2 separate regions of the Homo sapiens genome follow, and region 1 is linked to region 2. A link is a loop called in an ENCODE intact Hi-C map of the cell type or tissue named here. Cell type or tissue: Caco-2. All regions are shown on one strand. Links, peaks and the distances in the headings refer to the core of each region. The heading gives the core; the rest is flanking DNA. Region 1 overlaps GUCY1A2 (guanylate cyclase 1 soluble subunit alpha 2). Region 2 overlaps AASDHPPT (aminoadipate-semialdehyde dehydrogenase-phosphopantetheinyl transferase).

Region 1 (16,350 bases), core at 4,428-12,427, 630 kb after region 2:
ATATAATATATAGTTATATATAATATATAGTTATATATATTATATACATGTATATAATATAGTTATATATATAATATATAGTTATATATATTATATACATGTATATAATATAGTTATATATATAATATATAGTTATATATTATATACATGTATATAATATAGTTATATATATAATATATAGTTATATATTATATACATGTATATAATATAGTTATATATATAATATATAGTTATATATTATATACATGTATATAATATAGTTATATATATAATATATAGTTATATATTATATACATGTATATAATATAGTTATATATATAATATATAGTTATATATTATATACATGTATATAGTATATATATTTCTTTACTGCTGAATATTCGACATTTAGTATAGTACCTAGAGCAAAGCAGGTATTCAACATTAGTGATAAATGTTGAATAAATTGGCTGAATTCCCCATTTAACTCCATTTTAAAATGGAGTTAAAATAGAGACTTCAACCCTTGAGACAGTCAATAGGCATTGATTAAAAATTCTGAAGAGTAAATTAAGTGCTGTGTATTTACTCTCTGATTAGTCTGTCTGGTCCATGCCTTGAAAAAGCTCTCAGTGTACAGTTGTTATATAATTAAACACGATAACAGTAATGGGGTTATACTGACACAGTCTACACCAAATAACTGAAGCGAATGGATAACAAGTGGGAGATGATATCCTTAGTTCTAGGGGAATGTAGAGTGTTCCTTGGAGGGAGGAAACCTGACCCCTAGATGCCTACCAAGTAGCCAAATATCACCCCTTCACCACCAGGCTCTCTTTGCCACTCTGGTTGTAAGGAAAAAAGTCAGTCTGAGAACAACCCTTGTATTGGGGCTGGAGACTTCTGCATATATCAACTCATAAAAAGATAGGTTGAAACTAATGTGACCTAGCTGCATCCCCTTATAACCTTTTCACCTACTTTTAAAAAATTGACTCTAAAATTTATTTGAAAATTCAGTATGGTAGAAAGAGTCAAGATATATCTGAGAAAGATGACAAGTTACAGTATTTGCCCTACCATAAACATATCTAATTAGTGCATGGATAGCATCATATAAACAAATAGACAAATGGAGCATTTAACCCAGAAAGGCTGCCATGCATATGTAGGTGCTAGATTTATAAAAGAGTTGGCATTTCAGATAAGTGAGAAAAAGATGTCTTTTTTATTAGAATGCTCTGGATCAACTTTGTTTTATGTGGAAAAAACATTCCAAGTAAATTAAAGATCTTGATGTAGCAGACATAACTTCACAGCTTTAAAAATAATTGTATTAATTAAGAAACAATTGGTAGTATCAGTAAAACTGCAAAATATAGATACTTTGAAAACATAGACTTTTATTTGTCTTTCAATAATAGTTCCTAGATGGGTCATCCAGATTGCCAGGCTGCTCTATTCCCCTCAGTAATTCAAGGACCTGGTCCTTTTCATTGGTCCTTCTTCATGTCTTGGCACATATCCAGAGCACCCTCATGTTCCAACTCATGGGATGTGGAAAGATAGCAAATTTATCATTTAAAGTGACCTTCATTTCTTTGTGTAGATCCATTTGTATCTGGTATCATTTTTCTTCTTCCTACAGGACTTCTTAAATATTTCTTATACTGTAGGCCCACTGATAATAAATTCCCGCTGCTTTTTTATGTTTAAAAGTCTTAATTTTGTCTTCATATGTGAAAGATACTTTCACTGCATATTGAATTCTAGGTTTAAAGAGTTTTTTACCCCCAGTAGTTTAAAGATGCTGCTCCACTGGCTCCCATCTTGCATCATTTTGGATAACAAATCTGCTATCATCTTTATCTTAATTCTTCTATATATAACATATCTTTTACTTCTGGTTGCTTTTAAGTTTTTCTTTTATCATCAGTTTTAGGTAATTTAGTTATGATTTACCTTGATGTTTTTTTCTTGTGTTTTGGGTTTGTTGAGCTCTTGGATCTGTGGGTTTATAGTTTTTATCAAATTTGGTAATTTTCTATTTCTTTGAATATTTTTTTCTGTCTACCTCTCCCTCTCAGAGATTCCAATTACACATATGTTAGGAGCTTGAATTACTTCCAAAGTCCACTGATGATCTATTCATTTAAAATAATTTTCTCCATTTATTTGGGATAATTTCTATTGCTATGTCTTCAAATTTATAATATTTTCTTTTGCAATGTCTAATTTGTTATTAATCACATTCAACATATTTTTCATCTCAGACATTGTAATTTTCCTCTATAGAAGTTCAATTTGGAATTTTTAAAAATCTTCCAGGTATCAATTTAGCTTTTGAAAATATGGAATACAGTTAAAAATCACCGTTTTAATGCCCTTGTCTGCTAATTCTAAGATCTGTTTCAGCTCTGTACCTATCCATTTGGATTAATTTTTCTCTTCATTATGAGTCCCATGTCTCAGATTTTCTTTATGTCTAGTAATTTTGGATTGGATGCCAGATATCATAAATTTGACTTCTTAAGTGCTGGATATTTTTATAATCTCATAAATATTATTGAGCTTTGTTCTGGGATGCAGTTTAATGACTTGGAAAAAATTTGTTCCTTTCAAGTCTTGCTTTTAAGATTTGTTAGGCAAGACTGGAACAGTGTTTCATGAAGGGCTAATTACCCTCCCTTACTAAGGCAAGAACCTTGAGTACTCTCTGCAGTGTCCTTGATTTATGAGGTTTTCCATTCTGCCTGATGGAAACAGGCATTGTTTTCCAAGTCCTGTATAAGTGCTAGGTGCTTTTCCATATGATCTTTTGGGTATCTCCCTCACACCAGGGCTCAAGTAGTTTCTTCACATATGTGCACTAATCACTACCCTGCAGAATACATAATGAGGATCCTTGGAAGATGTCAGAGGGTCTTTTTGCAACTCTTACTTCTCTGATACTCTGTCTATGACCTTTAGCCTCCTTGGTCTCCCAAGACTCTCAGCTCCATCTCTTCAACTCAAGAAGTTTGTTGGGTATCTCCTGGTTTGCCCCTCCCTGAGCCACAGCCTGGATGCCTCTCAAGGCATTTAGCTAGGACAATCATAGGGCTCATTTAATTTGTTTCTTATCTCTCAGGAATCACTATCTTCCATTGTCTAATGTCCACTGTCATGAAAACTGTTCTTTTGTATGTTTTGTCCTGATTTTAAAAAGTTTTTTTAAAGATGAGACTGCAAATCTAGTCACTGTACTCCATATTGGCTGGAAGCAGAAGTGAGACCTACTTTTTAAAAAAAGTAAACTATTTGAAAAACTTAAGCCTGTTTCTGATGAGGGATTCTCTATTTGGACTGAAAGCAAAACATGCTGAGTAGCAGTATTCCTCTTAAACAAACTAAGTGTAAAGCACCTTTCTCTAAAATCAGCAAAGCACACTGCAATATTAGTATGTTTCTTTTTTTTTTTTTTTTTTTTTTTTTTTTGAGACGGAGTCTCGTCCTGTTGCCCAGGCTGGAGTGCAGTGGCGCGATCTCAGCTCACTGCAAGCTCCGTCTCCCGGGTTCACGCCATTCTCCTGCCTCAGCCTTCCGAGTAGCTGGGACTACAGGCGCCCGCCACCACGCCTAGCTAATTTATTGTATTTTTAGTACAGACAGGGTTTTACCGTGTTAGCCAGGATGGTCTCGATCTCCTGACCTTGTGATCTGCCCTCCTCGACCTCCCAAAGTGCTGGGATTACAGGCGTGAGCCACCGCGCCCAGCCCAACATTAGTATATTTCTTTGGGTTTGTTTACTTTCAGAAGGCCAATTTATATTGTTATCTTGTGCAATGCATGTTTGCTAGAAGTACACCCAAACTTTAGATGCTAAGACTGTCCGTTTGAGATTCTAATTACTACAGCGATCTTTTCAAGCAGGAGGAGAGCAGAAGTGAGTATTACACTGACACATTTTACACTCTTTTTTTCTTTTCTTTCTGTTAAAAAAAAAAAACAAACTCCATACTCCATACCAACTATTTGAAAGGCTTATCTAGTTCTATTTCTGCCTCCTTTCAAAAGACCTGAGGCTTTCTTTTCAGCCTAATTTTTAGAATTATAATTTATTATAACCCGAAAAATGCTGAAGACAAAAACTCTGATATCCTTGAGGGGGCAGAGGGTCATAGAGAGGAACAGTCATTAAAAAAAAAAGTCTTGTCTCTTAGAAAACTATCTAAAAGAGGCACAAGAGTATCAACAACCACATAAACAGCACTGACCCACAGTCACTATCCTATCATGGAACAGGACTCAGAGAATTATTTAGTTTGGGAAGTAAGGCGATACCACTGGAAACTTACAAGCTGAATCAGCAGACTGTTTTCTTTTGCATTTCTTCTGATAATTTATTGAGATTTCCCAGGAATTGTTGCCTATATAAGGAAGTCACTGATTCCCTCATTCAGAATGTGCCAAGAGTATCTAGCAGTAAGACAAACAGTGAGATACATTTAACTATCAATGAGGGCTTTACATTCATTTGGGCAAGATTTAACTTTGTTTAAATGGGTTAACCAAGCAGTAATATTTGCATCCATCTGGCCAGTATGCTCTAGTTAAAGGAGATTACTTTGCACTAAACCAATGGTTCTCACCTGAGGTCATCTGAGCCCCTCAGTGGACATTTGGCAATGTCTGGAAGCATTTTTGATTCTCACAACTGGGAGGGAGAGGTGCTACTGGCATCTATCTGTTAGAGTTAGAAATTCCTGTAACAGCTCCCCAGCCCTGGAAAAGAATTTTCCAGCCCCAAATATCAACAGTGCCAAGACTGAGAAACTCTGTACTCAGACCTCTAGCAACCTATTAATCTTGGTAAACGAGGATAAACAGAAATATAAATGCTTTCATCTGATCAAAGCTTTGACAAAGCATAGTAGACTTTATTTTAAGAGAGTGTTCATGGAAAAAAAATATTTGTCCTAGGGATTTATTGAAAAACACAAAAACTTAAGGATATATCGTGAGGTTAGGCTATCTATCACCCAATCTTTTATATATTCAATGTATAAAATAATGCAAAACTCTGGGACACGTTAAAGTCCCCAATTATCAAAAGATTCAGTTATTCTCACAATATTCTGCTTCTTTATTACCAGGTTCACAAACAACTGCATTAAAAAAAATTCCTCCTGCAATTTTTAAAAGTAGAATGCTTGCACAGTTCCATCTCAGCAAGCCAAAACTCTCTTTTAGCTTAGTAAAGGAGGAGTGTTGGATTAGGAGGGCGGCACAGATCCTTTAGTCCAGCTCCCTCATTTTACAAATAGACTGAAGCTCAAAAGAGCACAATGAAAACAGTACATTAGTGTTAGGCTCAGCTCTAGATCTTAGTTCACTTGGCTCCGAGTTCAGCGCATTATAAAAAATGCCCAAATTTAAGTGATGCCTCAGGCTGTTTCTTCTGGGCCCATCAGACTTAATCAGATAAACAAAATCAGATTTAATCTGGTTTTACCTACTTCATCTACACAGAAGAGTTAGCATATTCCAATTGAAACTCAGAAAATACTAGTTACACAATTATTAAATCCAACACCAGAAACCTTCCATCCCTTCTCCATCTTACTGTTCATGCTTTTCTACACTAAATATTTCCTGACTGCTCTACTCAGCACACTCCCTAAACTGCTTGCTGCATTCAAGCCTGTGAGCTTTTACTCTTATTGATTGCCTCATCTAAAATACATCCAATCTTAATCACAGACTCTGTTCTAAGTGCTCAGAGTATAAACAGAAATAAGTCTTCATTTGTTGTTTTAGAGTTTTCATTTGCTGTAAAAGATACAATAGCTAATTGAAATTATGATCATTGCTACAAAGTTAAAGTATAAAAGAGGGCAGGGCACTACTGACAGGTGGGTGGGGCTGACCCACTCTGGAGAATCAGTAGTCTTTCTCAAGAAAATACTCTTTGAGCTCAATGCTTCCCCACCTTTGGCTAGGTTTGGAAAGAATGATGCAGCTGTAGTCAGAGGGGTGGGAGGAGAACATCCAGGTAAAGTGAAAATAATGTTCAAAGATCCTAAAGCCTGAAGAGCTTTGGCACATTTTTGTAACTGAAAGGAGGCCCCTCAAGGTAGCTGCTGCTTAAAGAAGAGGGGAGGGAGGCAGTTTGTAAGGCTGAGGGAATATGCCCCACAGCAGATCATATAGCACAGGGTTTCCCAGTGTTGGCACTATTGACATTCTGGGTTGGATAATGCCTTTTCGTGGGTGGCCTGCATTGTGCATTATAGGATGATTACTGTCCCTGGCCTCTGACCACTAGATGCCAGTTGTAAACAGAAGGAGGAAGTTATGTCCTGTTAGTTCTGTTGCATAACGGACACAGTGCAGACTTTATATCCAATCCTGGCTCTACTACTTAACGGTGGTAGAAATTTTCCAGCCAATAGCATTGTGATTTTCTTTAGGCAATTCGCTTTCTCCCGTTCTCAGCTCCGCAGGTTTGGTGGGACTGACGCCACCCCCAGGTCCAGGAACAGACCCAAACTGGCAAGGGTATGACAGTTCCCCGAGGTTAGCAAAAAAATTAGCTGAGCGTGGTGGAGGACACCTGTAGTCCCAGCTACTCAGGAGGCTGAGGCAGGAGAATGGCATGAACCCGGGAGGCAGAGCTTGTAGTGAGCCGAGATCACGCTACTGCACTCCAGCCTGGGCGACAGAGCCAGACTCCGTCTCAAAAAAAAAAAAAAAAAAAAAAAAAAGATAAGAGTAAATCTCAGGAATTATAAGAGAGCTATAAGGAGAGATCCTCTTTTCCCCCAGCTAGTGCAGGATACATTTGTGAACACGGTACAGCGTTCTAGTGAACGGCTAGAGCCAATTTGACACCATAGTTGTCAGAGTGAGGGGGACTGGGGCTGCAGCAGATCCGCTTGTAGAGCCTGAGGATAAGGCCAATGCTGGGAAGGGAAACCAAAGAGAACAACAGAGATGCCAAGTTCATGGTAATATCAATTTTGCAGCTATATCTAGCCTCTTAGAGAGCTAGTCCTACTTCTGGGCTTCTGTTATTTGAGTCAGTGGATTCCTTTAATTGTTTATGCCAGCTTATTTATTTTGTCACTTGCAAAAGAAGGACTCTTAAAAGATACTCTAGCTGTGTGAATTTTAGGCATTCAGCTACCTCTGTGAAGTTTTCATTCATAAGATAATAATGATAATACCTTCTTGGCATGATTAATACTTTCTTAGGTGGGCTGTTAGCAGAATCAACTGAGAGAAACAACAGGCCCATAGTAGACATTCGAAAAGATCTAAGTTCCTTTCCCCCACTTCCTGATAGCCATTATATTTCTCATGGTGTCAAGGACAATGACACACACCCATTTATAATTAAGTAAATAGATTTATTCTGGAATGTGCAAGTCAAACTGAAACCATGAGTAACATTATGAGCTAGCAAGTTAATACATTCAAATTTGTATTGAAACAGTCTTATTTGTGCAAGAAAAATGTCCAAATTCAAATAGGTCTATAATAGAAAAAGAAGAAAGTCTTTTAGTAGAAAAAGCCCGTAAGCTCTTCACTCATGTTTGCATTTAAGTGTTGCTTTTAGATTTATGTGATTAAGATTTTAGACTTTGGAAAAGTCTTTAACTGCTTTAACAGAAAGGAGCTTAAAATCATTGTGCACATTGTGAGGTAAGGGTGAAACAAATATTTAATCCTTTCACCAGAATTAGTTAAAATGTATCATAAAGTTTTATTAAATACTCCTTTAATAAAATTAGGTAAGTAAAATTTCTTTTTACATTTTTGTCTCATTCTTTTCTTAATAATCAATATTTTTCTGACAAGAAAGTCCATTATTTTAAATTCAAATTTTGAAAGCTCAAGATTCTTAGGAAGAAAACAATCAGCTCACTCTAGCAGCTTTTACAATTTTTGCTTATTTCCCAGATGTGCAAGGAAACAGGGTGAAATAATTTCTGTGGCTATGTGGCATTTTTCTTTTTATCAGAGGACTCAGCCTCCAGTCTGATGGTGTCAGAATGTCACATCAAGTAATACACTAAGACAAACAGCACTTTGGGCAAAATATCTTACTGTATTTACTGTCAACATTACAGAAGCACCATTCATAGATAAATTTAACTTTACAGAAAGTATTTGACCAAATAATTATTCTCATCACTGGTAATTTCAGACCATATAATATGAGCTATTATCACTTGTATAAAATAAAACACGGTAAAATTTTAAATAATTAATATTTTACAGTTGGGGAAGAAAGTGGGTTTGTAATCTTGTTTACATTTTCTGATGAGGAAGGATAAAACCCTACAAACCACTGATTAGGAGGGCATGTCTAGAATCATATAGCTGATGGCACTGAATAAAATGTCAGATATTGCTGTGGGGATATAGCAATATGGCTCAAATTCACCACCACTTTCTCACAGGGCACTCATTAATGTGTATGTTTTTATTTAAATATATTTAATACCTGATAAGATATTTAAATTTGACTCAGTCTGTAGGAGTGTTATTATTAAGGCCTATAAGCTGAATCTGAAATTTACCTCTGTGCAAAAAAAGTCTTAAAAATCTTTTCAAAGTAAGAAACTGATTTAAATCAACTGAGATACTTAGATTGAATATGCATGTACTTAGAAATAACCAGCATATAACTTAGCGGTTGAAAAAAAAGATCATTTTGTGTTAGAAATGTAGACAGCTGACATATTTAACAACATAGTGACATACTTGAAGCACACACAAACTGACCACTATAATGAAGAGTAATAGCAGAATTCAAGGATGAAAAACATATTTAAGGAATTCAAGAAAACAATTGTGACTTTTTTCTATAATTTGATTTTGATTCTCATATGTAGAAAAGAATTGGAAACCTTTCTCTGACATCCAGTCTTTGGCTATCTAACCAATGGCACTAAGGATACACTTATTCTACTAATCACATTTATAGCATTAATCAAATCATTCTGTGATATTTTAGTTAGTAATAAAGACGTCTATATTGTATAATTGCCCAGATTGAAATCTACCTTGTATTAATATCCTTGTTAGTGGCTTCATTTTTAATAAAGTCTGTTAATTGCTAAAACTTCAAAGCTCTTAGAAGTTTCTATCTTGAGACTACCACTGGAAAATATTCCTACTTACTTATCAATTCACTCAGTTAATAAGGAAAATCATTTTCTGTCAAAATGCAGCTCTTAACAGATAATCCGGAATAAAATTTCTAGGAAGAAAAAAATTTCATAGAAGCACAAATTAAAAAATGATTTAAAAAACTTTAAATATGTAGAAATAAAATCCTTTGAAAATAGATAAAAGGATTTAGGAAAGGAGTCTCATAGTATTACATGTGTGTTTATCAGTTATTAATTCATTCATCTAAATTACTCAGAGAAAAAACAATGCATTTGACAGAAGTATAAGAAAAAAAGGAATTTTAATAATGAGTTTGATTGTTAAACATAATAATGCTTATCATCTTTCGTAAGCCATACCTTCTTTTAAAAATAAGAATAAATAGCATAGCTAAGTTTATGCTGCAGAATAAAAGTACAGGAACAATATTAAACCCCTGAGTTACAATGTAGAACTCTTGGCTACACACTGGAATCAACTGGGGAGCTTTAAAATTGCTGTTTTGAATTTGATTACTGGAGAGTAAGATTTAGCTGGTTTGGAATGAAGATTGGGTATTGGGATTTTTAACCCTCCCTAGGGTTTCTAATATGCATCCAAGGTTGAAATCTATGAGTGTACAAAAATCACTTAATGTTTTACAGATATATTCACAAATAATCAATACTGCAGGATCCAAGTAATTTATATACCTCTACTGTTTGCCCAGGAAATCATTTTCGCCAGCATTCTATAAATTCCTTCACATCCATATACACATATATACTACTTCTTCAATTAGGAAACACAATATTCCATTTTGCTCCCAGGACACTGAAGTTATCAAAAAAATATTCCTTTATATCTCCTGATGGCTTTTAAAGGCCACAAAAATATATGTTTAATTAAAATATTAGCAACTAGGACAGAACTGTGAACCCTCCTCAGACTTAATGCATTCCAGTTAGTGTAAGACAGAAGTTTCCTTGAGACCTCAGCACATCTGTTTTCGTGGCAAACACAAAACAGTTTGGGTGGCAACCCAGGCTCATTTATAGAGTATTTTATATAAACTTTTTATATAAAATAAAAAGTGCTTGTGAGGGGCAATGGGACTCCAAAGGCAAACGACTTTGTCTTGGGCGTTGGTCATTCCAGAAGCCCTTGCAGCAGCATGGTGCTGGGGTGGAGGGCATTTTAAGCTTATGCATGCCAAAAGATGTGTTAGCTTTTTGGAAGGTGTCATAGGCTTTGGAATCTGACCCATCATTTATTTATTATATTATATTGGCAATCTTGGCAAGTTAAACATTTTGATAATCCTCTTTCTTAACCCTTTTTTTTCATTATTAGAGATGAACGATGCATAATGATAATGTATGTTTATACAAACCCCTATAAAACTGATTAAATAGTCATGCAGTGTTATCAAGGGAACAGAACAAGGGAAAGTGTTTTCTGAAAAGTTAAATTGTTTTAAGATTTTGAAAAATAACAGAAAGCTAAAATAAAATTCAAAGACATACAATATCAAATGTAAATCAAACTGTCATAACTAAGCCTAAGGAGGTATGATTACCAAATGTAATGTGGTGTCCTAGATGGGACCTTGAAACATAAAAGAACATTAGGGGAAAATTAAGAAAATATGAATAAATTGTAGACTTTAGCTAATAATAATGTATTGATACTGGTTTGTTAATTGTAACAATTGTACCATATTAGTTCTGGGTGAAACTGGGTGTGGGATACTTGGGTATTCTATGGACTATCTTTGCAAATTATTCTGAAAAACGAAAAACATTCTAAAATCAAAAATTTATTTAAAAATGTAAGTCATATGCTTCTCCACCAATAAAAAGGACATATTTGCAAATTTTTTTTTTTTTTTGAGACAGAGTCTCTGTCACCCAGGCTGGAGTGCAGTGGTGCCATCTTGGCTCACCGCAGCCTCCACCTCCCAGGTTCAAGCAATTCTCCTGCCTCAATCTACCGAGTAGCTGGGACTACAGGCGTGCGCCACCATGCCCGGCTAATTTTTGTATCTTTAGTAGAGACGGGGTTTTGCCATGTTTCCCAGGCTACTCTCAAACTCGCGGCCTCAGGTGATCTGCCTGCCTCGGCCTCCCAAAGTGCTGGGATTACAGGAGTGAGCCACCGCGCCTGGCCAACAAAATGTTTCTTATTGTTAAAAATGTTTCTTATCTTCAAATTCAGACAGTAAGGGACTGTTATGTGAAATAAAATAATTGAAAATGATAATATCAAAAAATAATTAACAAGTGTTAGAAATGAGTCAACCAACCGATAACAAAGTTAATTCCTTTGTACATACACCCCATACTCTAATCTTCTGTGTATTAATGTTGTTACCAACATTTATTCTGTTTGGGCATTAGATGGCGCTCATGTTCATTTTACTGAGCAGGTTGGTTCTTTAACGTCAGCAGTAGGTCTCTCAACTGGAGAAGTGTCTTTAAGATTTGACCCAATATTACTTTTAGGGGTTAATTATGAAAACGAAATCAACCTTATAATAAGGATAAAAGCTTTGGATTGGATGGCAAAATTCAAACAATGAACAAAACTGTAATTAAGAAATTGCTAAGCAAAATTCATAAGTCCCAAGGAATCCAATGGTGGGCTTCAAGGCATCCTCCTCAGCCCCACTGAAGTTATGAGCACAGATATGCCTATGTTGCACCCATAGTACCTATCACCTTTTCAAAGAAGTTCACAGATTTCTCAAATTTTGAGAACCATTACCTTAAGTTTCTTTTCAGTGCCAAATCATTGCTGCATCATCAACACCCACTAGTGGATTTTGTATTGAGTAGGCAATCTTTAAATGTTTGTTGATTGACTGAATAAGTGAATTAATAAGCAGAAGAATAAATGAAAATGAAAGGAAATGCTATGCCAGGCACAAATGTTCCTCTTTCCCTCTTCTAAATACTTGCAGCATGATATTTTTGACACCAAAGGGACTGGATGCTCATTCATCTTTGTATTCCTCAAGATTTGCAAACAAAGAATGAGAAGCACCATTTAAACAAGAAATCTTGAATCAATGCTTTATTCCTAGTCCTACTTCTGCTTGTCAGATTATTCCAATAACTGATAAAGTAATCTCAGACTAGACTTTCTAAAATTGTATGTTGAGATCCTCCCAAATTTAGCTATTTTTAAAAAACTAGTTAATGGCTGCAAAAAGAAAAAAAAATCTTGGTAGTGGGGTCTAAAATCACTACTGAAAATTCAAGATTTTTCTTTTAGTGTTTCAGTACAGCTGTGATGTTTTTATTTATTTTGATAGTGCCCTTAGTACAAAATAAAAGAATAATAGAACCATGAACCAGTAAATCTATGGACTAGAATATGTCACTTGATTTAACTGGGACTCTTCTTTTAACCTGGGCTTTGAGAAGAAAGCTCTGAAGTTTGAAATAAAAGGCTTGGTAGTATTTATTTACGATTAGCCAGTCATCGATCCCATTCAAGCAAACAAAAGAAAAAAAAATAGGAAATTTTCTTTTTCAGAAAGAGCACCTGCTAAATGAAGAACTTATACAAAATAGTCATCAAAGACCAGTTCTGTGTGTGTGTGTGTGTGTGTGTGTGTGTGTGTGTTGCACACAATGTCAATTTTAAGGAATCCCTTTGCATATAGAACCAGAATGGTTAGCACTGGTTTGTTTTGTTTTGACCCCATTCCCCCAGACATGTGAAATTCAGAATAAGAAATATGTAGTTTTAACCAAAGCAATATCTTCAATAGCAAATGAATTTATCACTATTATTTATATGTTTATATATGTGTAATTTTATAGGACTATTAAAATAGTTATTTTGATATATTTTATTATGATACAAAGTCAACTGCATATCTTAAAACACAGCAAGCTGTTTGTCTCCCCGATCCTTTATGATTGTTTCCTCTGACTGTGCCCCAACACTTCTCTTGAGAAATTCTCATCACCACAGAGGCCCAGCTTAGCCATCATCCCTGCTCCATGTCTGCGTATAAGTTGTTTCCTCTGGTTTTCTCAACCCTTCATCTAGCTGGATAGTTTCTCACTTTTCAGACCACAGCTTAGAAGTCACTTACTTTGGGAAGCCTTTCATCAGGAACTTAGGAATCCCTGGTATGAACTGTATTCACGATTCTTCTCTCCTAACATTTCCTACACTTTATTTTGACTGTTTTGTTTTGTTTTCATTACCTGTCTCCTTTGCTTAGTACTGACTTCTGGGAAAACAAAGATATAACAACATTTTTCTCACTGTAATATTCCAAGCACCCACCAGAACCTTCCTGGTACACAGCAGTGACTCAATATTTAAGTAAAAAATGGCCAGGCTCAGTGGCTCACGCCTGTAATCCCATCACTTTGGGAGGCCAAGGAGGACAGATCACCTGAGGCTGAGTTCGAGACCAGCCTGGCCAACATGGCAAAGCCCTGTCTCTATTAAAAGTACAAAAATTAGCTGGGCATGGTGGCGCATGCCTGTAGTCCCAGCTACTTTGGAGGCTGAGGCAGGAGAATCACTTGAATCCAGGAGGCGGAGGAAGCAGTGAGTCAAGATCATGCTACTGCACTTCCAGCCTGGGCAACAAGAGCGAAACTCCATCTCAAAAAAAAAAAGTAAAAATATGAATTTAAACCACTTCTTAAAACATCTTTGAACATAAATTAATATGCTTTTTGAATTAGATATTTGAAATGTATTGTTTTCTTCAACTGTTTCACCTCGTAAAGGGAGTTTCTTAAAAAATGAATTTAAGTAAATAATAATTTGACAGAAACTTGCTTAAGGTATTCCTCCATTCCCGTTCAGTTTACTTTTTCTACCAAGTTAAAAACAACCATATGAATAAACAGAACAAGCTAACTTGGGTCAAGTGAGTGTATCCAAGCCATGGCACCTGCCTTGTGGAATTATCTAAGGGTGGCCTGAGCCCTTTCAGAGATGTACACCAGGAACCAGTAACACAGCAAAAGGCCAGGACAGCTACTGTGGGCCTCAGCCCTGCAAGCAGTCTAAGGGCACATGGCAGGCAGAATTGGCCAACACAAGAGTTTATTCATCAGACTCAATTTGTCAGACCCTTCTACTTCTCAAGTTAAAAGGAAGAAGAGTACTATAACCCAGTAAGGAACTTTTGTTGACCTGGGTTCATTTTTCATATTGTCACGTAGCTAGATCCACAAAAATTGGCTCCAATCCCTGAATCTGATCACCCTATCCTTCCCTCCGGCCCCATCTCACTCTCTCTGGTCACCTGCCCTTAAGTGCCTTTATCCTGTTTACACAGGAGGAAGCTGTGGCTCTCTTGCTCTTGAGTGCTTATTCCAACCACACTGGGTTATCAAGGCTTTTTATTTTTCAAATCCTGAGAAGTTCTTGCTCAAAGCATGGTTTAAGAGTCTTGGATTTAAGCCTATTTGAAAAATCAGTGTTTCACTCCTGGTTATGCAATATATTATCTGCCTGCCCTTATGAGTGAGTCATTGTTACTCTCGCAGCTTTCATATCTCTATGTGTAAAATGAGGATAACGAGATAACCTGACAATACAGATGTGAGCATCACTATCCTCATCATCTCTGGCATTTTACTGAGCACTTAGAGTGTGCAACACTCTGTGTCAAGCCCTTCGCATCTATTATCTCATTTGATTTCATTTACTAGATTAGCTTTACCACCAAATCTTATTCTCCTACTCAGATAAGCATATCTCCAAGTATACAGACACCTTATGTAGATGTTTATTAAAAAGAAGCCTGCAACAATTGATGTTATTACTTTTTAAGAATATTAATTTTCACAATAGAAATTTAATTACACTGTGCAGAAATAATTAGGATTGCAGACTGAATTATTTAAGAAATCCTTTATTTTGGTAGAGAACAACTCAGATATTTATGATATTTCTATGTATCTTCTTATTGACATAAATTCTTTTTTTTTTTTTTTTTTTTTTTTTTTTTTTTTTTTTTGAGACGGAGTCTCGCTCTGTCGCCCAGGCTGGAGTGCAGTGGCGGGATCTCGGCTCACTGGAGGCTCCGCCTCCCGGGTTCACGCCATTCTCCTGCCTCAGCCTCCCAAGTAGCTGGGACTACAGGCGCCCGCCACTACGCCCGGCTAATTTTTTGTATTTTTAGTAGAGACGGGGTTTCACCGTTTTAGCCGGGATGGTCTCGATCTCCTGACCTCGTGATCCGCCCGCCTCGGCCTCCCAAAGTGCGACATAAATTCTTATTGGCTAAAATTCTAACTGTGATATTTATTTTCATGGTGTATATTTAGGAGAGTATACATATTCTAAAATTATCAGAATTATACCAAATAGTTCAATTTAAAAATATATTTTTAAAAGTTAATTTAATCACGTAAAGTTATTATCAAAACAAAAATGAAGCCATGGTAGAGTATCATGTATAGTATATGGTAATATTTTAATATGTAATTACTTTTTATCACAATATTAATAAAGTATTTGTTCCCATTGATGGAGGTTAGTAATATTTCAGAGTACTTTGAGCCAAATGTTTGAAATGGTAAATTATGAGCTTAAAAGTAGTCAGTGACAGGCATTTGCATGTTTAATTAAATGCTTGACTCTCCAGTGACTACTAAAATGACAGCAGTGGACTCTAGTTTCTTACTCCAGATCTTTTTTTTTTTCCCTCCTTTTATATACCCATCCACAGACTGTGCAGTACTCTGGGGGCAGGGAGAGGACGAGGAAAAGTAGATCTTACCCATTGCAATACCCCATTTTTCAGCTGGTAGGCTGGAACAGACTAGGATTTTATGAACTGTAAGGGCTTTTAACAGATTCTGAAAGGCATCAAGAGTATAAGATTGACTAAGTATATTTTATTTATTGTGATAACACTGCATCCTCCCACAGTGCCTGACACATAAAAAGCAGATCAGGCTGGGCGTGGTGGTTCACGCCTGTAATCCCAGCAATTTGGGAGGCTGAAGCAGGCAGATTGCCTGACGTCAGGAGTTTGAGACCAGCCTGACCGACATGGTAAAACCTCGTCTCTACTAAAAAACACAAAAATTAGCCAGTCATGGTGGCGGGCACCTGTAATCCCAGCTACTTGGGGGGCTGAGGCAGGAGAATCGCTTGAACCTGGGAGGCAGAGGGTGCAGTGAGCCGAGACCGGGCCATTGTACTCCAGCCTGGACGACAAGAACAAAACTCCATCT
Region 2 (16,350 bases), core at 2,739-10,738:
GACAATTGAGCAAAAATTTAAGATTTAGTTTTCCTGTTAATTGTGTTATTAGACCTCCCCCCACCAGTTTTTTTTAGTTGATCTTACTTGACTAATCACAATGTCTAGGCCTTTTCCTTTTCTTTATTTTGTTGTGAAAAAGCTGTTGCTATGTCCAGTAACACAGAAAGGAAGAGAGATTTTCCAATTGTCACTAGTGTTGTTACCATGCTACTGATTCCTGAAGCATCAATGGACACAGCATGATTTCTTAATGAAGATGGGAAGTAGACACTGATTTGCTTCATTGGAGATTCTTTGAATTGCTCTACTTATTGTAGTAAGTGAGGAGATTGAGCAAGGGATTTTTCCTAAGAGTCTTGCTAAATGATGCTAGGCAAAACTTAGGAGAGCAGCAAGGAAAGTACTCTGTTTTGTACTAGGCATTGTTACTAGATTGCCAACTCTAAAGACAGAGTTGGCTTTTGGGGGTTATCATTAGTGCATTGAAAGAGTCAATTCCATTACTCTGTCTTGTCCTATAGGTAAGAATCCACTAGGAACTCAGAGAGTCTTTTTCTTTCATGGTGCATTAACCATTTCTGCTGAGTGCAGCTCATTTCCCTCCCTCTACCTGTTCTCCCAACTGTTGCTGTGGACGTGCAGGAGAGAACATACCTAGTATATAGCCTACCATATGCCAGGACGGTACATTCTTACTCTTAGGAAGAATGGTGTTTTCCTGGTCTTCATCTTAATTTATTACCCTCTTTTGGAAAATTTTGGTTGGTTTTCCCTTTGTTTTCTAATTTTTTCTACCATTAAAAGTGTTTGAAGTGATAAGCATAAAGGGTAACTTTTGAATTGTTTAGTTTTGTGACCATATTTACAAAGTAAGGCAAAATAAAATAGACAAAATACATAAAAATTATGATTGAAATTTGGGAAAGGACCAGAATTTTCCCCCTATGGTTTTACATGTTCGTCTTTACATTTTTAAAATAAACTTTGCTGGACTTTTTTTTTTAAATGCACTTGGGATTTAAAACCTGTAAGTAGTTTTAGAAACTCACACATCACTTTGTACTCTGAATTCCTTACTGGAAAACCAAGTCTCCACCCTCAAGGAGTTTTCCTCCTTCCCAGTTACAGGTCGGTCTTTTTCCTTTGTCAGTAGGATTTGATTGTGTAACTAGTATTTATTGAGCAATTCCTACAAGTGTGTGACACTATATTAGATGCCTAATAGGTATTATTTCATCTTTGTAAGACTAGTGCGTAAGTACTACTGTTATTTTATATAAAAGGTTAAGACATTTGTCCAAGTTGACTTAGCTAAAAAGTAAAACTTCATATATTTAACCACTGCTCTCTACAGTATATGGCCTCTCAGTATGAGATTTTATTGATTCCTATTAAAAGAATTTGCAGATACCAAAATATGAAAAATTCTGTGAAACTGGGTTACATACATTTAAAGTTGTTATGGAAGAACTAATGACTAGGAATATGAAAAATATAGTAAGGGTCTTGCCTTACCAGTTTCAAAAACTTGTGTTAGTCATTGTAAACTAAAAAGAGTATGGTACTAGCGAAAGAATAGACAACTGGAAGAGTTAATCTTAGAGCCCAGGATATATACATATTTCAATTCAGTGGATAAAAGATTATTTATTAAATGGTGCTGGTAGAATTGGTTAGTCATGTGGATGTAACACATACTATATACACCAATTTGGAGGAATTAGAAATTTAAAAATAAAAAAGTTTAAAATTTTAGGACAAAATATAGTTGACTATGATGTCGAGTTGCAGTAAATCTTTTTATGAATTCTTTTCAAACGAGACAGAGTTCAGAATTTATCAAAGAATGGATATTTAAATTTAAAAAAATTATATTCCAAAAATATAACCAAATACAAAAGATAAATAATAGAATAAGGAAAATTCTTATAACAAATTTGGTAAGGTGTCAATATCCATAATATATAAAGAGCTTCTATGAAGTGATTAGAAAATATTAATAGGCACGTTACAGAAGAACAAATTCAAGCAGTCAGTAAGCTATTACCTTAATGATTAGAGTAATGCAAATTAAAGTAACAGTGAGGTGCCCATCAGATTTGCAGAAAATTGGAAAAAAAACACTTAGAGCTTGTGAAAATGTCGGAAAAGAACAATCATATAGATGGAAACACTAGAAATTGCTACAGGCTTTTTGGAAAATAATGTTAAAATTGAAAATACACATAGTCTTTGATTTAGCGATCTTGTTTATAGTACTCTATCCAAAATATTTATGAATAACAACAAAACCTGAATGCTGCTAATAGAAATTGGTTAAATAAATTAATGGTGGATGCATTCTGCAGATAATTATTAGCTGTAATAAAAGAATTAGTTAGGTCTATATGAACCTGAAGGGACTTAGAATATATATATATTTAATATTATAATAGAGACAGGGTTTCTCCATGTTGCCTAGGCTAGTATTGAACTCCTGGGCTCAAGTGATCTGCCTGCCTCAGCCTCCCAAGTGCTAGGATTACAGGCGTGAGGTGTGAGCCACTGTGCCCAGCCAATATCACATCATAGAAAAATATATATAGCAGAATCTTTTTTTTTTTTGAGACAGAGTCTGGCTCTGTCGCCCAGGCTGGAGTACATTGGTGCTTGGCTCACTGCAAGCTCTGCCTCCTGGGTTCAAGCAATTCTTTTGCCTCAGCCTCCAGTGTAGCTGGGATTCCAGGCACCCGCCACCTGGTATTTTTAGTAGAGACGGAGTTTCACCACGTTGGCCAGGCTGGTCTCGAACTTCTGACCTCAGGTGAACTGCCCGCCTTGGCCTCCCAAAGTGCTGGGATTACAGGCGTGAGCCATCACACCTGGCCGGGTTTCCATATTTAAACAATATTCCCAGCTGATAGACATATTAATGTTTGGGAAATTCTGTATTGGATGTAATTTACAGAACTAACAAAAAGAAAAATTGTAGCCCATTTACCATTTTTTATGAGTGATATTATCAGAAAGTCATTGCCTCACACTATAACAAAATTAAAGTTTTATTAACACTTTTGGTTTGTTTGTTTTTTTTTGAGACAGTCTTGCTCTGTTGCCCAGGCTGGAGTGCAGTGGCGTGATCTTGGCTTACTGCAAGCTCCGCCTCCTGGGTTCACACCATTCTCCTGCCTCAGCCTCCAGAGTAGCTGGGACTACAGGCACTTGCCACGACGCCCGGCTAATTTTTTGTATTTTTAGTAGAGATGGGGTTTCACTGTGTTAGCCAGGGTGGTCTTGATCTCCTGACCTCGTGATCTACCCGCCTCGGCCTCCCAAAGTGCTGGGATTACAGGCGTGAGCCACTGCGCCTGGCCAGTTTTATTAACACTTACTAGAACACAATGTAATTGTATATTTGAGCAAACTTCTGAAAGATGGCTTTTGAAGCTTAAAATAATAAACCACTAAGTCAACAGATATGATTTCATATTAAATCATCTTTCACAAACCAGAGAATATATTGGTGGCAAATTTGACAGACAAAGGTTAATGTTGTTAAGATATGAAATGCCCCTCTAAATATCGATGGGAAAACCACTTAAGCCTTACTTGATGAATATAGGAAGGACTTTATAAAAACAGTTGACAAAAGAAGATACACATTTAACCATGACTTTGACAACAACCTCAGAGCTAATATTTATTAAGTACTTGATAGTTCCAGGCATTTTACATGTTTATTCTTAATCTGCCCAATTCTTTGTCCCAATTTTACAGTTTGAGAAACAGCCATAGAGATGTTAAGTAAATGTTAAATAAATAACCCACAGGTTGAGTATCCCTAGTGGGAAATCCACAGTGCTCCACTGAGTTTTTCCTTTGAGTATAATTTTGATGCTCAAAAAGCTTTGAGTTTTATAGCATTTTGGATTTCAGGTTTTCAGATTAGGGATCCTCAATCTCTAGCTAAGAAGTGATGGACCAGCATTTGAACATTTGACTGCAGGGACATAGAATTAAAACTCCGAAGGGTACGCGAATGTGTGTGCTTATGTATAATTTAAATTGTATCCATGTGTATATTAGTTTCTTCAGGCTGCTTAACAAAGTACCTCAAACATGGTGTCTTAAAGTGACCGAAAGCTCTTCTGTAAGTTCTGGAAGGCTGGAAGTTAAGGTGTCAGCAGGGCCATGGTCTCTCTGAAGGTTCTAAGAAAGAATCCTTCCTTGCTTCTTCCTAGTTTCTGCTCATTCCTAGCAGTCCTTGGCTTGCAGTTGCATCACTCCAATTTTTGCCTTCACCTTCAAATGACCTTTTCTGTCTCCTCTCTGTGTGTCTGTCTCTCCTTGTAAGGAAACCAGGCATTGGATTCAGGGCTCACTTTAATTAGGTATGACCTGATCTTAACTTGATTACATCTATAAAGACTCTATTTCCAAATAAGGTCACATTCTAAGGTTCTGGGTGGACATGAATTTCAGGAGACACCCTTCAACCCAGTAGAGTCCATTCTCTGGCCCCCTGCAAAATTTATATCCATCTAACATACAAAGTAAATTCACCCCATCCCAGCATTAGCAATTCTCAGCCCATTCCAGCATTAACTCTAAATCTCATGTAAGTGTTAATATCATCAACCCAAAAAGTGGCAGATCTCATCTCAATCATCTAAATCAGCTATGTGTGAAACTGGAGTATGATCCTTCTTGGGGCAAAATTCCTCTCATCTGTGGACTTGTGAAAGCAGAAAACAAGTCTTCTAAAAATCAGTGGTAGGAGAGGCATAGGATAGACATTCCCATTCCAAAAAGAAGTTCGAAGTAAAAAGGGGTCATTGTTCTCAAACATGTTCCAAACCCAGCAGAGTAAATTCATTAGGTTTCAAAGCCTGAAAATAAAAGGCTTCATGCTCTGTCCTCTTGGTCCTCTTCTTCATTCTCTGGAGTTCTTCCTGAAAGGATAACATTCGCAGCCCAGTAGTTCTAGCTCTATCAGCCTGTTTCTTGCCTCTGTGTGTTAATACCTATATGTGTTGGTAAACAATGTAAGAGCAACTGAAGTTTAGGACTGCCTAAATGGTGAGTTTCAAACCTAGGTTGACGTTATTTCAATCTAGTGCTTTTTCTGCTGTACTCCACAAATTGAGGGCTTAAATACATCCTTTGATAGTAACATGCAAGAAGCTTTGTGCATGTAGTTTGTGAAACCTATATTGGCAGCTCAGATATTTTTGTGTTATTCTAGGTTTTTGTCTGGATAAGTTCCTGGACAAATGAGCTGATAAGCATTACGGTGTACATACTAACTCATATCTTAGAAGACTGTCACTTCTCATAGAAGCAAAATTATATATAATTCTATTATATACAGTTTAGTACTTAGAAAGTGAAACTATTACAATTTCTAATATGATTTATTATCTAAGGCTAAATTTTGGTACTTTGAAGCAAGCACGTAGATGGGCATTGCTTAACTCCCTTCCACTTCCCTCAAAAATGACCAGCCCATTTTCCTAAAGGCTGAGGTAGTTATATGTATATATTTGTGTATACATATTGGTGACCTTGTTTTGGAGAGGGATTAATGTCGTAGGCCCTGAGGTTCTGGATTTTTTTCCGTAGGCCTGAAATAGTTGCTCAAGGCATTGGATCTAAATGATTTTGTTGTATGTTACTACTGTGTTTAAAATAAAACATTAGTTGCTGGGTGGTCTTGATTAGTTAATCATTCCAGAATACAATATCTAACACTGCTCTCCCTAATGATCAAGCTATAAGATGGAAGATCAGGTTTTTCTAAATTTGACTGATGATTCTCTGTGTATGTAATGGTATTATTAGAACTTGCCAACGTATGTGCAGTAATTGTGCTGTCTTCAAATAGTTTAAGGGACAAATTCACTGTTCTTCCTACCGATTTTTCTTTATTCCAGTTTCCTAGGTAAACTGCACTTAATACTTAACACAATATTTGCCCACTGTATATCCACCATAATGCCACAGTGTGGCGCTGCTGTGCTTTGGCCGAATATTTACGAAATCACCTTTTCCTATTGCTGTCAAATTTTTTATTTTGTGGACTAAATAAGATGCTCTAAAGTATATGAAAACGCACTCGTATCGGATATTTTTTGGCTGTACATAATGAGTTATGTGATTGCTTTCTAGTGATTGTGCCAGATTGATTGCCTTTTATGTTAATCAGTTTTTTAATAGCATGCTTATTTAAATTTTTTTCCTTGATTGCCCCATCTTATTTAGTTAAAAATCAGAAGGCTTCTTGGAGGTTATAAAAATAAAATTTGAAGAAAGCAGCAAGCAGAATGACACTATAGATGACAAAATGCGTATCTTTTTAAATGCAGATTTTTTGGACATTAATCTGTTAAAACTACAGTTTCACTCAAAATATATAATGCAGGCTTCCAAACCAAAAATAGTTTATTCCTCCCATTATTGTTACATATGCTGTTTGTGCCAAAATCCATTCAACAAGAAACAGTTTTTGATTTTTGTAGATATAGTGTTCCCAATGTTTAAAATTTCCAGATTTACTTTTGTTACTTCAGAAGCTTTCTGTCTTTACTTTCTTTGAAGTGTTCTTTAAGATGTTACTTATCAAGCCAGTATGTACTATTGATGCATTGAACAAAAAAGTTTTTATTGAGGGGCTTCTATTAATGTTAGTCTCAGGAAGGTGTTGAGGAGTAAACACCAGACAACAAAGGGATCCATGGCCCCAAAAGGGGTAAGAATTTCTTGCCATTGAACTCTTAAGATCACAATTTAATATTTCGGTGCCTAAAAATGAATGAGGATTCTTATTTTGATCCATAGTACCACATATCAGCAACAGGATCGGCAGAAATACTTCCTGATGAACTAAGAGGAGACTATTTTGACTCTTGAAGCGGGAGTACTGGGAGAATCATAACTATTTCATGACAGAACCGATTTTTAATATACTCTACCCTTGAGATGATTGTGGGAAAGGTATTTGGTTACTGCAGGAGAAACTGTAAACTCTCTGTGAAGATAAGGACCATGTCTGTTTTGCTCATCATGCGGTTCGTGGTACCTAGCACTTGTATGCTTTTAGTGAGTGATCATAATGGAATTCTAATTGTTGAATTCTCATAGAGAGAATTAGTGATTAAATGCCAGTGAAGTATTAAGGGGATGTTCAACATCTTCAACATCTTTTTTCTCCACATATTTATTTACATAAGAAATGCCCATAGAGTGTGTGGTATCAGCTATCATAAGAATTGTGTTAATCATTTGAGAATGTCAAATTTTGGAGTTGGTTATTTTAGAAGTGGGAATTGGAGTAAGCCCATATTAACAGAATCCACAAAGGGATTACCTTCAAAAGGTTTTCTGGAAAATAATGTAATAATGAACTAAGGATACAGGGCAGAAGAATATTTAGGAAATAATTTACCATATAATAGTTAACATTCATGTATACACTTAGTAAATGTTTGTGGTTCACTTACCTTGGAACAGGCTCTCTGATAGGCCCATTAGGCTGTAAGTATAAAAGGCAAGAACAGTGATCAATTTACTTTTAATATTAGTTGAATATGTATTTGTGTAAATATTTATACATATTATGCATATTTATATAAAATGAATGATGGTAGAAAGTTTGTGCTTGGTGGTAAAGACACACAAACACATAATTTTAATGTTTTGGAAAATTCAGTACCAGAGGCCTACCATGAATTTTAACATGTATCTTACCCCTTGGTTCTGGGAATCAGATCCTTTGAGTTGTATCTTTTGTCATTTATTTTTAGAATGCTATGTAATATTTTGTTATCTATGAAATAGTGGCACTAAAGATATATTTCAAGTTTTTAAAAATGAGCTTATTTTGCAACTGCAACCACGAAAGAGTAATGAAAATCTTTTTATTTGAATAAGTCATATTAGAAAACAAGTTGGAAAACATTTTGAAGAAGGTATTAATTTTTTAGCCGTGGCAATAATGTAGAATAAAAGAACAGTTTTCAGCTTTCTGCTAATTTTCCAAAAATTGTAATAAAAGAATTATTCCCTTTTTTTCTCTGTTACATAACAAAATAAAACTTTAGAATAATATGGCTCTACTTTAGGAGTATTTTAATTGGGCTTCTGATAAGTATCCTTTTATATAAGAAATTTCCTGTTATTTAAAATTTATAACAGCTTTGGCTGCTAAATTTTATCAAAACTTTTTGGGACATATATTGATACAACCATATGGTTTTCCTGCTTACTTAATAATTTACAGAATATCACCAATTCCTGTTAAACTACTCTTATATTTCTGGGCTAACCACTGCTTGTCATAGTGTGTTTACTCTTTTAATTTTCAACTTGCTTTGACTTGCCGAGATTTTGTTTAGGATTATTTTAAATGTATTCAAAAGTATGGTTGCCCTTTAGATCTTTGGGGGGTGCTGTCTTGAACAGTTTTAGTAATAGAGCAACTTTTTATTTTTTAATAGAACTGCTATTTAATTTTTTATTTCTTAATTGGCAGGTCGTGGTTCAATTCCAGAATTCTTTCATATTATGAAAAGAAAGTTTACCAACAAAGAATGGGAAACAATCAGAAGCTTTAAGGATGAGTGGACTCAGCTGGATATGTTTTATAGGAATTGGGTATAATTCTTTCTAATTTTGAAAGCAAAAGTCTATAATGATTCCATTATCTTCACTTAAAATCAGAGTCCTTGGTTACCCAGTAGTGTCCAAACAGTGCTTGAAGTAAATGGGTGATTGCTTGAGAATTTTATGGTTTTTATGCATATGGTATTACATTATAATGACATTTCATTTTAAGAAAATTTAACCTATATGTAATGCTCAGTTAGAAAGTACTTACTTAAAGCTAAAACAAATCATTACCATTGATAAATAATATTTTCTGTCATAAAGGAACTAATACACATGAGGTCCTATATAACAAACACTGATAATATATACTACATGCCAGAAGACATTACTTCAAGCTCTAAGTTAGTTAATTTAATGTACATAACATCCCTATGAGGAAGGTATTGTTATCATCATCGCAGGTTACATACGAGGGGATACAGGCACGGAGAGCTTAAATGATTTGCCCTAAGATCATATGGATGGTTTGTTTTCATGCTGTAAGGGTTTTTTTTTAAAAAGGTTATAGCTATATAGCCATAATGTAGTATAGCATTGAAACTCCCTATCTTTTGGACCTGTAGATTCTATGAAAAATTTTTGTCCACCAAATTCTAAGAGAAAATGTCTTTCTGTATCTTAGGCACTTAAGGAAAGCTTCATAAAAGCCATTGGTGTTGGACTAGGATTTGAATTGCAGCGGCTTGAATTTGATCTATCTCCATTAAACTTGGATATAGGCCAAGTTTATAAAGAAACACGTTTATTCCTGGATGGAGAGGAAGAAAAAGAATGGGCATTTGAGGTAAGAAATTTGTTAGAATTGTTAAAACTAAGAATTTCTATTTTTTATGCATGTATGTGTGATTAATTTGGGTAAGCTAGTCACTGAATTTGGACGCAACTGAATCCAGTCCTGCTGCTCTGAAAGTGAAATCAGGGCTACTATGAGAGCATGTAACATTTATACTAATACTTGAAAGAAGTTGAAAGATGAGTCATTGTGAGTTCAGTACGGGAAAGGAAAAGAGGCTCTGACAAGGAGCTTTGCATGTATGAACAGCCAAACGCAGCCACTTTGGCTGGGCCATAATGAGGGTATTTAAGAGAGATTCCAGATCAGGCTGGTAGATCCTACAAGGTATTGATCAAGTTAAATATTTTGGTTTCTTACTGTATTTTGTTTCTGTCACTGGCAGTTCCTGGTTGCTAGTGAGAGAAGCCAACACACACAGCCAAAAAACCCCCCAAAACAGTATTATAGGTTACTAGAGTGATTCAGTAACTGTCCCCAGTATTAGCTAGAATTAGGGGATGAAATATTTAGAGCTCTTTTTGTCTCCTAGTTTTGCCTTTCTCTACATTTTGGCTTCAGTTTTCTCCCACCCATGTTTCTCATTCTGTACACCAGCTTTCTCAGCCTCTCTGGTCTGCATGACAGAAAACATGGCTCTTGCATGTAACATACTGTTGCATGTAACAGTTTATAAACAATTTACAGTTTAAAAACCTAAACAAACTGGTAAACTCACTTTCTGTTCCAAGCCCAAAAATCCTAGAGAAGGGATGCCCTGGCCTAGCTTGGGCTAGTTGTTTATCTCCAGACCAGTCATTATACTGTGATTGGTCCTGCTTGTGTCCAGCAAACGGGCTATAGAGCAGTTCTCTGACTTACAAGATCATCTGTTGAGATACTGAATACTAGAAAATAAATGAGATGTTAAGTTTGAGATACCAAACATCTAAGTGAAGATGTCAGATAGGTGAATGGAATGGAGGGCTGGGCTAGAGGAAAAAAATTATAATCATAATGGTTATAAGTATAACCATTATGTCAATGGTAGTTGAAACCATGGATTTGAAGTTGAAACTGTGAGATTACCTAAGGAACAGCTATATATTGAATCTATGAAGAGAGAAGTGGAAATTGAAACCACAAGAAGTTAGAAGTAAGGCCTAGAATAGAGCCCTGAGAATATATATGGTCCCCAGTTTATGATGGTTTAACTTTTTTTGACTTTATGACAGTATGAAAGTGATAATGCATTCAGTAGAATTCATATTTGCAGAACCCACGCAACCATTCCTTTTTTCATTTTCAATACAATATTCAATAAATTACATGAGCTATTCAGCATTTTATTATAAATGAGGCTTTGTGTTAGATGATTTCGCCCACTGTAGGCTGATATAAGTATTCTGAGCACATTTAAGGTAGGCTATGCTATGCTATGATGTTTGGTAGGTTAGGTGTATTAAGTGCATTTTCCATGTAACCATATTTTCTTACAGTGAGTTTATTGGGATATAACATCATCGTGAGTCGTGGAGCATCTATACTAATATTCAAAGGTGAATTTGTGGAGGGGACTGATAAAGAATGACCAAAATGGTATAAGAGAGTAGTGTTGGTATCCAAGGACAGAAAGCATTTTGAAGAAGAGAGCTGGGTCAATAACTGCTAAGGACTAGATGTGGTGGTTCATGCTTGTTATCCCAACACTTTGGGAGGCCAAGACACTGCCTCTACAAAAAATTTAAAAAATGAAAGTTTCAAAACAGTATATCCATTAGTTAACATTCTTTAGTGTCCAACTATCAATTGTTAGTGTACATACACCTCTCATTATACATTAAGCATGATTCTTATTTATTGAAATATTCAATACATATAAGAACTATATCTTATATGCTAAATTTCTGAAAAATTATTTTAGATATTTTTAAATTTGTACATTCCAGTTACTTTTTTCTTGTTTGTTTAAAGAGAAAACAGAACAGGGCTACATAGCAGACTTACTTTGCGATAACTTTGACATAGTAAATCTTCTGATACTTAGTCTTATATTTTTCCTCTTTAAACATATCTTAAATTTATCCTTACTGAATTTCACTTTATGCTGACTTGGGTACCTGAAGGTATGAAGATAGGAAGAAGAAGATAAAAAATGAAAAAGCTCCCTAAGTACTATTTCTAATTGTAGTTTCTTCTGACGTTTTATGGAAGAATGCTTTAGTAAAGTGGTTTTTCAGTGAAAAGTTTGTTCAGCTTTTAAGTGTTTACAATTTTTTCTGGTAACTGCTTCAATATATATTACATTTTAAAGTCCCCTTCCCCTTTGTCTCATATGTAGAGGAAAGTAGAAAATTGCATATTGGTTATGTTTTACCTATAAATTTCCACCATGATTTTTCATACGTGATAGTATGTAGTTTACTAAATGCTTACATACCAATGTTGCAACTTGATTTTTTTTTTTTAACCTTGTACTTTATTATACATACTAACATCACCAGTGAAGGACAGATAGCTGTCAAGTACCTCTAGATAGGGCACATCACCTGTGTAGTATTCTGGTTGAGAATGCATAACCTAATCCACTCATTAAATATCAAACAAACCCCAAATGAGCAATATTTTATTAATAAAAAGCAGATTTAGGGAATTTGTACTTTAAAACGTTAATGTCATAAAAAACAAAAGAAAGGCTAACAAGACATGACAACTGAATGCAATACTTGTCCCTACTTGCCCATTACTGGGCTCCTGTTCTGGAGGAGGGATATGCCACAAAGGATGCTATTGGATTAATTCACAGAATTTGGAATACAGCTAATAAAGTATTGTTTCAATGTTAAACTTACTGACGTTATTAACTGCTGTGGTTATGTAAGAGAATGTGCCTACTAGGAAATACATGTTGAAGTATTTAAGAGTAAAGGGCCAGCACATATGTAACTTCTAAAGTAGTTTAGCGGAGGTGGGGAAATATATATATGCACGCGTGTGAGTGTACGTATATGTATATATATATAGAGAGAGAGAGAATGAGATTTAGAAAATGTAAACAAAGTTACATCTAGGTTTACATATTTTATAATCTATATTTATTTACCTTTTATCTTTCAGGAAAGCAAAATAGATGAGCACCATTTTGTTGCAGTTGCTCTTAGGAAACCCGATGGATCTAGACATCAGGATGTAAGATTTTAGGATTTCTCTTTTTTCTAAATAGCATGAATCAATGTTAAGTTTGCTCTTTATTGATGGAAATAGTCATTTGCCTTATATCAGTTTAGAGAGATTTTTTTAAGATTATAGATATAGTAGTACTCTTTATTAGCAAATATTAAGATCACTAGGGATTTTGTAGAAACATTTTTAAAAAGCAGCTGGGCATGGTGGCTCACACCTGTAATCCCAGCACCTTGGGAGGCTGAGGCAGGCGGATCACCTGAGGTCAGGAGTTCCAGACCAGCCTGACCAACATGGAGAAACCCCATCTCTACTAAAAATACAAAATTAGCCAGGTGTGGTGGCGGGCGCCTGTAATCCCAGCTACTCAGGAGGTCTGAGACAGGAGAATCGCTTGAACCTGGGAGGTGGAGGTTGCAGTGCACCAAGATCGCACCATTGCACTCCAGCCTGGGAAACAAGCGAAACTCCGTCTCAAAAAAAAGAAATGTTACCCGCTTCTTCACATTCGTATACGCTTAAGTATTACAACAAAAAAAAATATGGTAGTACTATCATGCTACTCATATTTCCAATAGACATTCAAGATTATCTTAGTCATCTTAACAGTAGTTTATTTCTTGGTGAATTGGGGTTGTGTTGAATGTAAGAGTACCACGTTGAAGGTTGATGAGTAATGGAATTACCTTGCAAATTGAATCCACTCCTCCTTTTAAAGTAATATCCTGAATTATTCCCAAAGTTACAGTGTCAAACATGTAAGAGACCTTGTGTCATATTGTGGCATAACATCAGTTTCAATTATTCAGCCACAATGTTTTTATACTTTCTTATCCTATTACCTGGTAAGCAAGTGGGGGAAGAACTTAGGGTCAAAGACTCTTAGATTTCATATAATTGTGATTCTGCAGAAGTATTTATTTAAGGAAAACGTATGTTTTAATGAAAACTACATGCATTCCATTATTTTTAGTAAATCAACATGAAAGAATGTAGCATGATCAATATATATGCATCGTTACTTCCACAAAAGTAGCTCAGGCAACACACCAAACCTTTGATAGATTAATCAAAGGATTACGAGTTCTCCATAGATTATCTTCCTTAAAAAGGGATGGCATGTTAAAATTGACACCTGTTATCTGAAGATGTTCTGACCCAGGTTACTCGTCCTTCTGTTTTTAAATCTCAGCTTCACACTCCCTGCAAAAATACCTTTTGTTTTCATAGAGCTTTATAATTGTTGAAACATTTGCATATTCAGTACTTTTCATTTCCCTGGACAGAGCCTGTTTAGGCAACAGTGGCATGTTGGGAAGACTAGAGTACAATTCACAAAATTGGGTTCTAGGCCCACATCTACCATTTAACCTATGTTTTGAGCTTGGACAAATTGTTTGAATTGTTTGCTCTTCCTGAGCCTCAGATTCCCCATCCATAAAATTAAGATAACCGTATCACAACATAGCTATGAGACCAGTCATATAAGTACTGGACCTTGACTTGTTAAAGCGCTATACAAAACCCAAGTACTATTTATACTAGATGTGTAGAATATTAAAGAGGGTCTGCACTGGGTTCAATTGTGAACAAGGGCTCTATCTCAGAGAGTAAGATACAGTTTAAATTTAATATTGAATAAATAATTTCCTAAAGAAGTATACATCTCTGTATAGTTATGGCAGTTTTATCAGACCCACCTTTTAGAGTAGTATTTCACAAAAGTTCACTTTCTCACTCACCTCTATCAAAATAACCTGACTGCTCGTTAAAATTACAGATTTTGATATCCCTTCTAACTGATATGTAGTAAATCACACTTTTTGGATGTGGGGCCCAGTAAATCTACATGTAAAATACCACAGGTTTTTGTTATATAAAAAAGTTCAAGAATCAGGTTTTCTATTTCATTTTTTTTTGATTTGTTGTATTGGCAACACTAATATAAGAAATACAAACAATGTTCTAGGAATCCTATGTTGTCATTTAATACTACTGAAATGTAAGTTGGTCTTACTTATTTTCATGATTATGAAATTGATCATAAGATTAACATGCAATATAACAATAAGGTAATCTGCTTTTGTCTTTTAGGTTCCATCTCAGGATGATTCCAAACCAACCCAGAGGCAATTTACTATTCTCAACTTTAATGATTTAATGTCATCTGCCGTTCCCATGACACCTGAAGATCCTTCATTTTGGGACTGTTTTTGCTTCACAGAAGAAATTCCAATACGAAATGGTACAAAGTCATGATGATTCCCTGAGTAACAAAGGGAAATGAAAACTGTTTGTGATCTTCCGTATTCACTGAAAAATAAATGCTTGTTTAGTATCAAATTTTATTTCACGAAAGTTTTTTTAAAGAACAGAAACTTTTCCAATTAAAAAAAAAAAGCAGACTTCTGGTTCAAGATAGCTCACTGGAATACATGTTTACCTCTTTCTTTCCTAAATTGCATTGAATTGATAGGAAGGATGGCGGAATCTTAAAGTGATACATGCTAACTGTAGAAAAAAATAGAAAATGCACATAAGCAAAAGGAAACATTTAAATGCTATCTTTCAAAGATAACTACTCTTAAAACCTTGAGTATCTTTTCAGACCTTTTTCTTGGCAAATGAATCCATATTGACATATTTGATTTTTTTAAAAACATGGAAACGTACTGTTTTGTAAATTCTTTTTAACTGCACATCTACTGTTCATAAATATACCTCTGTAACATAACTTTTTGTGGTTCTAATGTACTCTGTTGTATAGCTAATACAAGTTAGGATGCTTTTGGCCAGAGGTAACAGTGTCCAAATATAATTGGCCTAAGTAACCTAGGAAATTGTTTGACATAACACAGGGTTCAGGGGTGTCATTAAAGACACACTTTTTTTGCCTTGACCTCAGTTGGTTTGTTTTGCCTTAGGCTATTCCACCTCTCGATCACAAGAGCTGCTGCTATAACTTCCAGTTTTACATCTTTGTAAAATTGTATCTCAAAGGCAGAAAAGGCCATTTCGTCTCTCATTTGTTTTATCCATGAGGAAGATTTTTAACAAAAGCCTCCAGAAGATTTCCCCTCAGTTTCCATTGACTTAGATCAGGTTACAGAGAAAGGCAATGTCTGACATTTTTGGTCTCTGTTAGAAGTAGACTCTGTTGAAAAGAAAGAAGCTAAGCTAGGTGTGAAGAATGGAATTGGAAGCCCACTGCCTTCCCATAAGAAAGGTTTACCATAATTTACTCACTTTTTTCTGTGTTAGACATTTTGATTATCTGCAGTTTATTACTACAAGCAGTGGCAGAGTGAATGTCCTTGTACATTTTGAGTTACATGCTTAATTATGTCCTTGAGAAAGTTTCTAAAAGTGGAATGATTGGTTTGACTGGTTCATAGGGCTTTAATTATACAATTTACCCCTCTAATTAGTACTATATGTATGTGACTTCCCTCCCCCTGCCAGAATACTCCTTGGTCAATTGTAGGTATTCTTTTTGGTTTAATTTTTGCCAATGTAATTAAAAAATGGTATGTCATTTTTAAAATTTGTATTTCTTTCATTACAAATAAGATTGTTATGTCAGTATTGTTATTGGCTTTTCGTATTCCTCTTAACGTGAACCGTCTGTTCATTGTTTTTACCTGTTTTCGTTTTAGCAAGTAGTACTTAATTTAAAGTGTGAACTTAATATATAAGATGCCAGGACCATCATATTGATGACAAAAATCTATTATGTGGTTGTAGTG

What was found. Peaks named below come from ENCODE experiments on the same cell type or tissue, not always from the same donor. Only the 100,000 strongest peaks of a DNase experiment are listed, where the experiment ranks them.
Region 1: it touches region 2 in a loop (4-fold over the local background); 2 of 110 quality-filtered maps call a loop at or near these places.

The regions. Positions count from the first base shown.
Region 1 is chr11:106,710,066-106,726,415 of GRCh38, forward strand. The region is part of intron 6 of GUCY1A2 (guanylate cyclase 1 soluble subunit alpha 2); the gene reads right to left. Among named protein-coding and RNA genes, the nearest start is that of GUCY1A2, 300 kb to the right of the region's middle. In Caco-2, for the core only: CTCF peaks have their summits at 11,509 (motif pointing right) and 11,711; no DNase peak of the experiment used is centred there.
Region 2 is chr11:106,082,045-106,098,394 of GRCh38, forward strand. It overlaps AASDHPPT (aminoadipate-semialdehyde dehydrogenase-phosphopantetheinyl transferase), which reads left to right. Exons shown (of 6, transcript NM_015423.3): 3 at 8,513-8,634; 4 at 9,272-9,433; 5 at 12,539-12,610; 6 at 14,699-16,350. The coding sequence ends at 14,863. Among named protein-coding and RNA genes, the nearest start is that of AASDHPPT, 13 kb to the left of the region's middle. RefSeq lists an enhancer at 9,692-9,951. In Caco-2, for the core only: a CTCF peak has its summit at 5,991; a DNase peak (open chromatin) is centred at 5,987.